3 separate regions of the Homo sapiens genome follow, and regions 1 and 3 are each linked to region 2. The links are chromatin loops, found by intact Hi-C in ENCODE. Cell type or tissue: Caco-2. All regions are shown on one strand. Each heading gives the region's core, and the rest is flanking DNA. Links, peaks and the distances in the headings are about the cores only.

Region 1 (4,667 bases), core at 860-3,359, 100 kb before region 2:
TGTAATGGTTTATGTATGATTTCAATAGAAAACCCACCTTCGGCCTAACTTAGCCATATAAAACGCGATGAGCTGCCTCCAAGGATGGGCGAGTGGAGGACACTGAGCATCTGCAGCACCCACCCTGTTCTTTCTGAGAGGTGGCAAGGCTGCCTGCCTGTCTCCTGCTACTTAAGTGCCCATGATGATCTTGGGAAATTAATCACTTAAGATTAATTAAGAGGATTAAGAGAAACACTGGCTTCCTTGTTTTGGAATGTGGTAGTTTATTTGCTTATTTTTATGGTTGTCATGTTTTAAATTCTCTGACATGCTTTGGGTTTCCTCTTTGTGGGTATAATGTAAATTCTATAATTTCTTTTCTTTGGGGTCAACAGGTTGTGGAATTAGATTTGAAAACAGTAGTGCCTTGCTGTAGTGGACCCAAAAGGCCTCAGGACAAAGTTGCTGTGTCCGACATGAAAAAGGACTTTGAGAGCTGCCTTGGAGCCAAGGTAGGGGCCTGCGGGAAGAGGTTGAATCCTCTCAACTCTACCTCTTGCCTGGTTACTCAGCGTCCAGGCTTTCATCCCACTTGACATGAATCTTCCTGTAGCCTGAAGCTTGAGGGTGTTTATTCTTCCTTCTGAAGTCCTTAATGACTTCCTCCATTAGTCACGAGCCAAGCGGCAAGAGCCATCATAGACACAACTCAACCCACCTTTTTAAGCATGTCTGCTTTTCACAGGACCCTCACCACACTGTTTACTCACCCGAGGTTTTCTAGCTGTTGCACCTTTGTGCATGCCCCTCCCTGCCTGAAAGTCTCTTCTCCAACTCATATTACTCTGTTCTGTGAACTCCATAAGACTTGGTTCAGATACCAGCTACTCTGCATTGGGTTCTCAGAATCTCATAGCAGAAAGTCCCCTTTCCCTTATTGGACACTTCATGGTGCTTGGGCTGAAATACTTCGATAGCATTCCATATTCTTTAACTTACATTGTTGGTACTTTATTTGCATGTATGATTTCTGTTGCTAGACTGTACGTGTGAGAATAGGATTTGTGTCTGAATCACCTTGGGAGCCCGCAAGGTACCTAGCACAGTATCTTACATGCGGTAGATTTTCAATGAACATTTCCCAAAAGAATGATTAAGATGTATGATGGATTTTATCTGTGAGACACCAGTATTATGCCAAATATTCAGCTGTACTTTGTTTGCGTTGTTGATCATGATTAATTGAGTCTGGTCAAAATAGCGCCTTTTTCTAAATTTCCATAAGGTTAGAATCCATAGTCTTAATCAGTCCATATCCATTAAACTGTACAATAATGTCATTGAGTTCAATTTAGACTAACTTTAAATTTGTAGTTTTAGCATTTACATTTTTGAGGTGGGAAGGAAGTAATTGTTACTAATTTCAGTGCAGAGTAAGACTCAGATATCATGACTGCTTTTTGTAAAGATTTCAAACGAGTAATTTTTCTGTAGCATTTCAGAGTTTACTTGCAGAGATACTTATGCTTTTGTTAAGAATTGGCCTTTAAAATTATAGTTACCAAAGTATTCCTTCTTCTCAAGTGAGAACTGTTGACTATATGTATGTATTTTCCTCTAGCCAGATACATGTATATCTTATATAAATATATTCCTATATAATATACATTTTTTCTTCCTTTAGCAAGGATTTAAAGGATTCCAAGTTGCTCCTGAACATCATAATGACCATAAGACCTTTATCTATGATAACACTGAATTCACCCTTGCTCATGGTTCTGTGGTCATTGCTGCCATTACTAGCTGCACAAACACCAGTAATCCGTCTGTGATGTTAGGGGCAGGTAAGTGCATTTGACTCCATCCTCATGGTCATACATGTGTGTAGGTGGAAATAGCCCGAGACAGGGCCCAGGGCCTTGGCGGAGTTGTACATGTAGTTCCCTGAACCTCGTCTTTTCCAGATACAGATATTTATTGGCCCATAAATATCTACACAATAAATAGTATCCAAAGCAAAGTTTTTAAAATCGAATGCACACTGCATAATAGTCTCTCTTGAGAATTAACACAGAAAATAAGTAGAGGAAAGCAAAGGAAGCTGGATTTCTGGGAAAGCCTACATTCTTGTGTCAGACTTTGGAAGAAAAATAAAGTGTTACCACAGACTTTGTTCTCCGTGAAACCCCTGAGCAGCAGGATTGAGTTCTGACGTGAATGCTGGGAGGTGTTTCTCAGTGAGGGCACAGGGCACTGGCTGATAAAACCTGGGGCCACTGGCCTGTTTCGCAATTCTGGTTGAGTTGTTAATATTTACATATGTGGTTTCCCTACTATAAGGTCTCTTTAGTTTCCAAGTTTTTAGTCATCCCCAAAGCTCCTCTTATATCCATCCACAGACCAGACAGTGTCAGCAGTTCCTTTCTATGAAGCAGACACGGGCATTAGGAAAGCCTTCTTTGCCTGAGTCCGTGTATTGCCACCTAAGCTTTCCTTGTCTGGTCTGGAGCAAACCAGTCTTCTGTAGACAAGTTACCAGCTTGTCTGTGGCTTTTTGTCCCCTCATGTCCCCACCCCCACTGCTCATGTTTTTGCTACTTCTGTGATACTTCCTAAGACAGAGCACCCAGTGTTCCAGTAGCAGTCTCTGTATCTGCCAAAGTCCAGCAGATCCTCCACTTCAAGATATATCTGAACACTCGATTTTTACTTCTTGGCTGACCGTTCCTTGCCAGCCAGCACACAGCTGATATAGTTTCAGAAAGGGCTCCTTCAATGATGATTTTCATCCAAATAAAACATAATTAGAAAGATGATTTTCCCTCTAAAAAAAAAATTAAAAACTCATTTTGTAATATATTCCTAAATGGTTTTACATTTATCTCTTTAAAAAAAAAGTAAGCAAATCTCTTTCTTCATTTCCTTGCCTAGCTTTGAGTTTACTGCATATATCTAAATGACCGTTGGCCAGGGAGCCTTTAGATTTCTGTTTGGCAGCAGAAACAGCAGATAGCGCCAACATGAAGGGAGCGTGGTCAGGTGGTGGCAGGAAATGCAGACTGAAGAAAATCAGGCTCTTTTCTGAAGTGTGCCTGGCACCTAGAGCAGGCAGCCTCCCACACTGCATCTGTGTTTACCATTTCACAGGATTGTTAGCAAAGAAAGCTGTGGATGCTGGCCTGAACGTGATGCCTTACATCAAAACTAGCCTGTCTCCTGGGAGTGGCGTGGTCACCTACTACCTACAAGAAAGCGGAGTCATGCCTTATCTGTCTCAGCTTGGGTGAGGGAGAGTTTTCTTTTGCACCATTGCTTTTGTTGAATTGTATCCCTCATGTATCTTGCTGTGTCACCTTGTAACAGATGTGAGATTATCTGATGATATCTAATTGCATAGTCGTTTATCAGTTGGTAGTTAGACTTAAACCCTTACATTCCATCTAAAGAGAGCCCTCTTGCCCTCTAGGGCACCTACCATGAATGGAGTTTGCAGGACTGGAAGTTGCTTTGGTTGAGTCAGTGAATGAGTGGAGAGTGAATGTGAAGGCCTAGGACATTACCACACACTACTGTTGACTTTATAAACACTGGACACTTAGGCCACACTAACTTAATAAAAAAAAGTTTCTTTCTTCAATAATGTAAACCGTAGCTTACTTTTATTTTACAAACTTTTAAGTTTATTGAAACTCTTGACTCTTAAAACACTTAGCTTAAAACAAACATATTGTATAGCTGTTCCAAAATATTTTCTTTATATCTTTATTTCATAAGTTTTTTCCTATTTTTGAAGTTTTTATTTTTTTACTTTTTAAACTTTTTTGTTAAAAACCAAGACAGGCTGGACCCAGTAGCTCACACCTGTAATATCAGTGCTTTGGGAGGCCAGGGCAAGAGGATTGCTTCAAGCCAGGAGTTTGAAACTAGCCAGGGCAACATAGTGGGACCCCTGTTTCTACAAAAAAAAAAAATGTAAAACAATTAGCCAGGCATGGTGGTGCATGCCTGTAGTCCCAGCTTCTCGGGAGGCTGAGGCTGCAGGATGGCTTGAGCCCAGGAGTTTGAGGTTGCAGTGAGCTATGATCACGCCACTGTACTCCAGTTTGGGTGACAGCAAGACCCTGTCTCAAAAAAAAAAAAAAAAAACCTAAGAGATAAACACACACTTTAGGCCTACACCGGGTCAGGATTGTCAGTATTACTGTCTTCTACCTCCACATCTGTCCCACTGGAAGGTCTTCAGGGGCAATAACATCCATGGAGCTGTCATCTCCTGTGATAATAATGCCTCCTGGAATACTTCCTGAAGAACCTTCCTGAGGCTGTTCTACACTTAACTGGTTTGCTTTTTTTTTTAATAAACAAAAAGAGTACACTCTAAAAGAACAATAAAAAGTCAGCATGGCTGGGCGCGGTGGCTCATGCCTGTAATCCCAGCACTTTGGGAGGCTGAGGCAGGCAGATCACGAGATCATGAGATCGAGACCATCCTGGCTAACACGGTGAAACCCCGTCTCTACTGAAAATACAAAAAAACAAAATTAGCCGGGCGTGGTGGCGGGCACCTGTAATCCCAGCTACTTGGGGGGCTGAGGCAGGAGAATGGCATGAACCTGGGAGGTGGAGCTTGCAGTGAGCAGAGATAGCGCCACTGCACTCCAGCCTGGGCAACAGAGCGAGACTCC
Region 2 (4,667 bases), core at 842-3,341:
CGCCTGGCTAATTTTGTATTTTTCGGTAGAGACGGGGTTTCACCATATTGGCCAAGCTGGTCTCGAACTCCTGACCTTGTGATCCACCCGCCTAGGCCTCCCAAAGTGCTGGCTGCAGGGAGCCGAAGGCCCTTGGGATGTGACCAACTCAGCATTCCGCTGGAGGCTATATGATCAAACAGCAAACTGTTTATCATGAATGCAGCACCTGGGCAAACTCACACTGCCTTGCCACCAAATGGTTTGCTGAGCGCCTCACTCCCTGGCGCCAGGCTCCTTGAAATTATTTATTGAGAAATCTAGCACCTATTGTTCAAAGAATGCAGTCTTGCAAGCCTGCTGTGAATCAAGCAGCCAGCCAACAAGCACCTCCCCTTCTCGCTATCTCTTTTGCCTAATAAGAAGGGCTGTGTAAAGCTCAGGGCCCTTGTCCACTAGAGGCAAGGTGCCCCCTGACCCCTTCTTCCAGATATACTCTTTTGTCTCTTGTCTTTTATTCCCGCGTTCGCCCCTCTTTGTTCAGTCCCCTAGGTCCGTGCGGGTTACATAGTGGCACCCCGAACAGCAACAGCATCGGGTGCTCTACAGCTGGGATTACAGCGTGAGGGACCACGCCCGGCCTCATCGATATCTTTTAAGTACCACCTCCTTTCACCTCTTTCCCAGAAGCCTCTGCTCATCTCCAGCACAAAGTAATTCGATACAAATTTACAAAATGGTCATTACCCAGGATCACCTGTCTCCGAAGTTAGATGGAAACACCTGTATTAAAGCCTAAAGCTATTCGGTCTGGAAAAGTCCGGCTCCTCTCCAGCTTCCACTTCTTTAGGCGTGCAAATAAGATTCGGCAGAGTAAGCATCAACTTCCTTTAAGCTCAGACCGCACTTTGTGCTCAGTACTGTAATTATCTGCCCTTTGTGTCCCATCCCTTGGACTGTAATGTATACTAAGGAAGAGCCCTTATCTTATTTCTCAATCTCTGTCAGTACCCAGCCAAGCACACAGTAGACTTTAATATTAGTGAAAATAAATGAAACAAAATTTCTTCCCCAGCTTTGAACCTAAATAGATGAGCACCCTTAAGCAAGTCACTTCACCTCGCTGGAACTCAGTTTCCCCACCTAGGCCTCCGAGGGCTCCTCAAACTCTGGCAACCTCTAGCCTAAAATGCTGCGGAGATCTTACCACAAACCTGGGGAGTCTGGCAGGCTCTCTGCATTGATTAAAAGAAGGGAACGAAGCAAGAGAAAAACAAGTCCTCAATTGTTTTCCGCCGAGAAGGCGCCGCTGGAGACACTCACCCTCCCTAAACCAGGGGGCCATGTAGCTCAGGATGTAGGTAGGGTCCAGGGTCTTCCGGATATAATCCTGGAAGGCTTGCAGGCTGCGTCGCTGCTCGGTGGTCATGCCGGCCTCTGCTTGCAGCTAGCTACGTTCCCCGCAGGCTGTGCCTCACTAGCTTTAAAGCCGGGTAGGAGGAGGGCGTGGCGAGCGGGGAAAGCAGGGATTTTCCGAGGAAATGAGGCCGGACGCGAGGCGGAGCTGCATAGGAACTTTAATAACTAAAGGGAAAATCGAAAGTGCAACTAGCGGCGGGCGGGGTTCGCGGAGGCTGTTTTGCCTCGGGCTAGTTTCGTTTCCCTCCGCACCGAGGAAGCCCGGGAACGGAGAGGACCCCTAGGAATTGCTTTTATTTTTATGATCTTATATTTTGTTTTGCTTTTATAGCGCTAACGTTTAGACACAGTAAAATGCACACAATCTGAGTGTGCAATTCGATGAGTTTTGTAAAGTGTACACCTGTGTACCCAGTTCTCCCACGTCGGCTGGGTGCCAGGGTAAGTCTATGTTTAGCTTTATAGGAAACCGCCACCTGTTGTCCAAAATGACTGATTACATCCAGTTTACATTCCCACCCGCAGTAGGAGAGCTCCAGTAGATAGACACATTGGTCAGCCTTTCTTTTTTTTTTTTAATTTTAACTTCCATCTTGGTCGGTGTGAAATGGTATATTATTGTGGTTTTAATTTTAATTTCCCATATAATTAATGGTGGGCACATTTGCATGTGCTTACTGGGTCATTCATATATCTTTTGTGAAGCATCTGCTCCAATCTTTTGCCTGACTTTGGAGTTTTTTGGTTTATGGATTTACAGGAGTTATTTATTCAGGATACAAAATTGTTAAATATATGTATTCGAAATATCTTCTTCCAGTCTGTGGCTTACCATTTCATTTTCTTAAAGGTGTCTTTTGAGGAGCAGACACTTATATTGATGCAATTTTCAGGTTTTTCTTCTGTTTGTTGTTTTTTGTGTCCTCTTTAATAAATCTTTGCCTACCCCAAGGTCATGAAAATATTGTTTCCTTTTAGATTTATATTTTTAGCCTTTACTTCTGGGTCTATTACTATCTCAAAATAATTTTGTTGTGGCGTGAGATGGGGGGTCCAGGTTCACTTTTTCCATATTTCTAATTGTTTCAGCACCGTTTGTTGAAAACTTTTCCTTTTGGCATTGGATAGCCTTGGGACCTTTGTAAAAAAACCAAGTCCATTGAATGTATATGTGTCTATTTCTGACTCTTGTTATATTCTACTTCCTACTACTTTGACAATACCATTGTCTCTAGGTTACTTTAGATTTCAACTAAGTCTCAAAATCAAGTACTACTAAGTTCTCCAAATTTGTTTTTCACTGTGAAGATATTAGCTATTTGAGATTCTTTGCATTCCTTTTTTTTTTTTTTTTTTAATTTCTTTTTTGAGACAAGGTCTCACTCTGTCTCCCAGGCTGGAGTGCAGTGGTGCAAACAGGGGTCACTGCAACCTTGAATCCCTGTGCATTTCCATATGAAATAAGAATCAACTTGTCAATTACCCCTTCCTTCCCCCAAAAAAAGTTTATGGGGATTTTGATCAAGATTGCATTGAACCTACAGATAAACTTGGGGAGAAGTGACATCTTAACAATATTGAGTCTTCTAATCCATAAGCATGGTATGCCTTTTCATTTACTTAGGTCTATAATTTCTCTCAGCAGTATTTTAGTTTTGTTTCATTTTATTTTACAGACGGAGTCTCACTATGTTGCCCAAGCTGGAGTGCAGTGGCTATTCACAGGCACAATTATAGTGTGCTACAGCCTTGAACTCTTGGGCTCAAGGGATCCACCTGGACTCAAGCAATCCTCCTACCTCAGCCATCCAGAGTAGCTGGGACTACAGGCACGGGCCATCACACCTGGCTATTCTGAACTATTTTATGTTATTTGATGCTACTGTCAATGGAATTGTTTTTAAGATTTCATTTTCAAATTGTCTGTTGCTACGGTATAGAAATACAAATGATTGGCTGGGTGTGGTGGCTCACACCTGTAATCCCAGCACTTTGGGAGGCTGAGGTGGGTGGATCACCTGAGGTCAGGAGTTCGAGACCAGCCTGGCCAACATGGTGAAACCTCATCTCTACTAAAAATACAAAAAATAGCCGGGCGTGGTGGTGGGCGCCTGTAATCCCATCTACTCGGGAGGCTGAGGCAGGAGAATCGCTTGAACCCAGGAAGCGGAGGGTGTGGTGAGCCGAGATTGCACCACTGCACTCCAGCCTGGGCGACAGAGTGAGACTCCATCTCACACACACACACAAAAAAAGAAATACAAGTGATTTTTGTTTTTTGACCTTAAAACATGCAACATTGCTAACTTCACTTATTTGTTCTAGTAATTGTTCTGTAAATTCCTCTAAGTTTTCTAGATAAATAATGATGTCATTTGTGAATACATACTTTAACTTCTTCCTTTCCAATCTTTATGCCTTTTATTTCCTTTCATTATAGTTTTTCTTTTTGAGACAGGGTCTCACTTTTGTCAACCAGGCTGCTGCAGCCTCCACCTCCCAGGCTCAAGGATCCTTCCACTGCAGCCTCCTGAGTAGCTAGGACCACAGGTGCACACCACTACACCCAGCTAATTTTTGTATTTTTTTGTAGAGATGGGGTTTCGCCCTGATGCCCAGGCTGGTCTCAAACTCCTGAACTCAAGCGATCGCCCATCTCGGCCTCTCAAAGTGCTGGGATTACAGACATGAGCCACCATGCCCAGCCAGTTTTACTTCTTTCTTTCCGGTCTTCATGCTTTTTGCCTCCTTTCTTTATTATGGTACCTCCTAGAGCCTCCTATAGAAAATAGAATAAAAGTGGTGACAGTTGACACCATTACTTTATTGCTAATTTCAGTGGGGAAATCATCAATGTAATAATAATCACTTTAAATAATATGGTAGCTGTAAATTTTTCTTAGATACCTTTTATCAGATTGATGAAGTTCTCTTTTATTCCTAGTTTGCTGAGTTTTTATAATGCATGGGTGTTGAATTTTTCAAATGTTTTTTCCTGCATTTATTGAGGTGATCATATATTCTGTTAACATACCAAATTTCACTGATCAATTTTTGAACGTTCACCCAACCTACCATTCCTGGGATAAATCTCATTTGGTTTTAGATACAAAGGATGCTATATCATGACCAAATGAGTATTTTCATAAATACTTTTGTGTCTGTGTTCATGAGGAATATTAGTCAATAATTTTATTTTCTTGTAATGTGTTTATCAGGTTTTGATATCAGAGTTATGCTAGTCTCATAAAGCAAGAGTTTGTTTCAGA
Region 3 (4,667 bases), core at 860-3,359, 150 kb before region 2:
CCCTCCTTTCAGTTCCCCCGCATACTCAGCATTTTCCTTAAAGCAGTTGAGGCTGGGGTACAGGGGAAAGGAAGGGTCAGGAAGTGCAGAGGGAAAGAGCAGTTTCAGGCCAGTAAGCCAGTTTGCATCAGCTTTCCATTTCAAGCAGCTACCAGCAGGTTGGGCTCATTCAAGTGAACATCTGGCTTTGGTCCACCTGAAGCTGTATCTACTTACAGATGACATCATTATTTAAGCTTTGGGGGGACTCCTTGACCAATCAGATACAGCCACTTTTGGCTTCCCCACTTTTGCGGCCTAATTGTCATATAAAGTCCCTTCTTCCTGTTCCTGAGGAGAGTGAGCACAATCAAAGTACCATTTGGGAAGATTGTTTCAACCTTGCCTCTTGCTTAGCCTGTAAACATTCATTAACAGGCAGGAGAGTGAGAGAAATGTACTTTCCCCCTTGCTCCCCACTTTGGTGAGGGCATTTGCTACTGGGTCCTACTAACACAGCCCATGGGGTCTTCCAGAAAGGCACACCTCAGCCAGCACCCTATCTTGTCACCCAAACTGTCAGGGTCTGGGATTTTACCCTATATACAAGCTAGTAACTTAGCCTGTTATTGCTTCATGGATGTTGGCAGAAGACATGAGGCTCTTGGGTCAGAGATAAAGTACTTCACTACATGCGTAACAAGTAGCATGAAAATAAGATTGCATTAGTTCCCCTTGCCACTAAATCCCACAGACGAAATAGGCAGGGGCCCAGATGGAATGCTTAGCATAGTGAATCTGCTTTGTAGATGAGGAAAAGTGAGATTGGAGAATCCACTGCTTTTATAGTAACAAAAAGACATGTCAACAAGAAATACCCAGAATGAATGACAGAGACTAAAGAATGGAAAACATAGGAGACATAAAGGTTATAGTAAGACAGTCTAACATATGTGAAATTATAATTCCAAAAGGAAAAGAGACAGAGAATAGGACAGAAGCAACATTTAAAAGACAATAATTAATTTTTTTGCAACAATGCTGAAATACATTAAGCTATAGATTCAGAAAGTCCTATGAATCTCAGAAAAGAATAAAAGTATAGAAAACTCAAACTGGTGAAAACAAAAGACAATAGAAGATTGTAAAAGTAGCCAGAGAAAAGAAACATTACTTTGAGAACAGGAAGATTTAGACTGACAATGAACTTTCCAACAAAAGCTAGCAAAGCCAGAAGACATGGCTTGATTTTTTTGTTGTTGTTTTTTTCAGGTAGAGTCTCATTCTGTCACTCAGGCGGAGTGCAAGTGGCAAGCAAGAACAGGGATCACTGCAGCCTCGATCTTCTAGGTTCAAGAGATTCTCTCACCTCAGCCTCCTGAGTAGCTGAGACTGTGCACATCCCACCACGCCTGGCTAATTTTTTAAAAAAAATTTTTAGAGATAGAGTCTCACCATGTTGCCCAGGCTTGCCTGGAACTCCTGGGCTCAAGTGATCTTCCCACCTCAGCTTCCCAAAGTGCTGGGATTATACACATGAGCCACCGTGACTGGCCTGGACTGATACTTTTAAATGCTGGAAAAAAATAACTGCCAATCCAATATTTAATATCCAGAAAAAATGTTATTCAACAAAGACAGTAGGCTGGGCACGGTGGCTCATGCCTATAATCCCAGCACTCTAGGAGGCTGAGGCCGGAGGATCGCTTGAGCTCAGGAGTTCCAGACCAGCCTGGACAATATAGTAAGACCCTGTCTCTATAAAAAAAATTAAAAATTATTCAGGCATGGTAGTGCATGCCTGTAGTCCCAGCTATTCAGGAGGCTGAGGTGGAAGGATTGCCTGACCCTGGGAAGTCAAGGTGGCAATGGACTGTGTTCGTGCCACTGCCTTACAGCCTGGGTGACAGAGTGAGGGCCCTAGCACTTTGGGAGGCCGAGGCAGGTGGATCACCTGAGGTCAGGAGTTCGAGACAGCCTGGCCAACACGGTGAAACCCCGTCTCCACTAAAAATACAAAAATTAGTTGGGCATGGTGGTGGGCGCCGATGGTCCCAGCTACTCGGGAGGCTGAGGCACGAGAATCACTTGAACCCAGAGGCAGAGGTTGCAGTTAGCCCAGATTGCACTCTTTTGCCTGGGCAACAGAGCGAGACTCGTCTCAAAAATAAATAAATAAAAAATAAAGACAGTAAAATAAAGACATTTCACAACAAATGAAGCCTGAGAATATTTATCACCAGTAGAAAATGTTTTCTTCTTAATACTTATTCTGTCTTTTCTTGAGACAAGGTCTCACTCTCTGTCACCCAATTATTGATTCTCCTAATGCTAACCATCCTCTCAGCTTTTTACGGCTAGCAATGTGTTTGCCACATACTCATCAACAGAGGGCAGTAGCTCACCATCATTGGTTTAGTTAGCCTGCATGGTACTTTCAAGGATGGACTTGTAACAGACAAATGTATCTTTCTGTGTCGTCTGTTGTCGTTTCCTCCCACCAAGTATGGGAGAAGGGAGGAGAGGAACTACTAAGAAGCAGTCAACAAAAATGGTAAAAGTATGCTTGAATCTAAACAAATATTGACCCTATAAACAGAAATAATAATGCCTTCAAGAGTTACAATGTGTGACTATAAAATACAAGATAACAATGGCATAGAAATCAAAAGGAGGGTACATGAAGTTAGAAGGTTGTAAGAACCTGGAATTATCTGGGGAAAAAAAGATAAAAAATAACAATTAACATTAGATTTTGATATGTGAAAGATGAATGCTGTACTATCGTGGGCAAACATTAAAATAATATCAGTAAAGCTGTGGGAAAATAATAAAACAATAAGTTCTCAGGTCCCTCAGAGTAAGAATTAATCATAGTCATTTTTGGACTCATCACACCAAGCTCTTAGCAGAGCCAGTTTGTGGACTGATTAAGTTTCTGCTCTCTAACTTCTAGGACAGTCAGTAAATGTGAAATTAAGGAACAAAAGGTAGCTTTCTTAATCCATTTATGTCTTCTTAATACTTATTCTCCGTCTCTCTTTGAGACAAGTTCTCACTCTGTCGCCCAATTGTTTTTTCTCTTAATGCTAACCATCCTCTCAGCTTTTTCTGTTTGACAATGTGTTTACCACACACTCATCAACAGAGGGCAGTAGCTCACCATCATCTGGTTAAGTTAATCTGCATGGTACTTTGAAGGATGAACTTGGAACAGACGAAATGTTTGCTGTTTCCTCCCACCAAGGATGGGGCAAGGGAGGAGGGAAAGAGGATTTTCCATTTTAAAAAGCACTTAGAGCCAGGCACAGTGGTTCACACCTGTAATCCCAGCACTTTGGGAGGTCGAGGCAGGAGGATTGCTTGAGCTCAGAAGTTTGAGACCAGCCTGGGCAACATGAGGAGATCCCACCTCTATAAAAAATTTTAAAATTAGCTGAGTGTGGTGGCACACACCTTTGGTCCCAGCTACTCAGGAGGCTGAGGTAGGAGGATTGCTTGAGCCCAGGAGGTCGAGGCTGCATTGAGCCGTGATCCTGCCACTGCACTCCAGCCTGGGCAACAGAGAAAAATCCTGTCTCAAGAAGAAAATTTAAAAAGCACTTAAACTGACATGTGGAAGTAATCTCATCATAAACTGGAATTAGAAATGAGTCAAATTAGTGACAAATTTTTATTTTTACTCTCATTTGTCAACATTACCAAATTATTTTCTTGAAAAAAATGTTTTATTTTGTGTATACCTAAATAATTTAAAGGACCAATCCTGCAGAGTACTTCCCTCTCCCTTCTGAAAAATATATAACACAAAGTACTCAAAAAGTATCCAGCAAATTAACACATGTGAAAGATGGTACTAGACACCTAGGAATTATGTACCAATCCTGGAATTCATACTCAAGCTGCCCCTGATTTCCAACACCTCCATCCCCCAGAATGAGGACTCTCTTTACCCAGGTGTCCCTACATTACATGGCTGCAGCAGGGATCTCTGTGCTATCATCAGGGAGAACAAGCCCTGGAAATACGTGAATAAGGAATTCCAGCCTATATGGTGATAGAACAAATCTTTTCTCTAGAACATTTAAGTCCCTCTTCTGCAAAGAACAAATAATTTACAGCTTCAGGGTATCTGATGATTTTGTTGCATAATGCTTAAAAGCACAAGCTATGGAGTGAGGCCAGCCTTCTCTAAAACCCCAGGATCACCCTTTAAGTTTCATGACTGAAGCATTCTGTGTAACTACTCTGAATCTCAGTTTCCTCATCTGTGAAACTATGGCAATAACAATGTTACCAGCATCAACAGGCGGTTGTGAAGATTTTTATTATTAGCTATATTGAGAGGAATGGTGCTTAACTGTAAGCAGCTGCCCAGAGGATTCTTGTTCCCTGGGAAGGCAGTTCAGGGATCAGGCCCTTAGGCAGTAATTAAGAGAGCATGCAAATTAAGCGTATAGCAGGTGTGGTGAGAAGAGGGCATCAGGGGAGAGCAGTTGGCTATTTACCGGGAACCAAGATGAGGCTAAGACCTGCCTCTCCTTGTTATGAATATAACTTTGATTTTAAGAGGAACAAAACATTTATTTCAAATTTTCTCTAGTATGAAGACATATATTCAGTGAAAAATTTAGGGATTCTAAAGTCCCCTCAAAGCATTCAGGAGGACCATTTTATACTTCATTCAT

The links. A loop is a pair of places that touch in the nucleus more often than their neighbours do. Peaks named below come from ENCODE experiments on the same cell type or tissue, not always from the same donor. Only the 100,000 strongest peaks of a DNase experiment are listed, where the experiment ranks them.
Region 1: a loop joins it to region 2, with 6 times the contacts of the local background. A loop is called at or near these places in 14 of 110 quality-filtered maps.
Region 3: a loop joins it to region 2, with 22 times the contacts of the local background. A loop is called at or near these places in 57 of 110 quality-filtered maps.

Annotation. Positions count from the first base shown.
Region 1 is chr9:32,424,172-32,428,838 of GRCh38, forward strand. ACO1 (aconitase 1) reads left to right here. Exons shown (of 21, transcript NM_002197.3): 10 at 378-494; 11 at 1,667-1,826; 12 at 3,130-3,265. Among named protein-coding and RNA genes, the nearest start is that of ACO1, 42 kb to the left of the region's middle. In Caco-2, for the core only: no CTCF peak of the experiment used is centred there; DNase peaks (open chromatin) are centred at 2,230, 2,547 and 3,200.
Region 2 is chr9:32,524,759-32,529,425 of GRCh38, forward strand. RIGI (RNA sensor RIG-I) reads right to left here and starts at 1,438. Exons shown (of 18, transcript NM_014314.4): 1 at 1,303-1,438. The coding sequence starts at 1,408. RefSeq lists an enhancer at 1,339-1,588. In Caco-2, for the core only: a CTCF peak has its summit at 1,826 (motif pointing left); DNase peaks (open chromatin) are centred at 1,523 and 1,853; H3K4me3 peaks cover 1,455 bases.
Region 3 is chr9:32,376,326-32,380,992 of GRCh38, forward strand. No RefSeq gene overlaps it. Among named protein-coding and RNA genes, the nearest start is that of ACO1, 6.0 kb to the right of the region's middle. In Caco-2, for the core only: CTCF peaks have their summits at 2,381 (motif pointing right) and 3,125 (motif pointing right); DNase peaks (open chromatin) are centred at 2,386 and 3,156.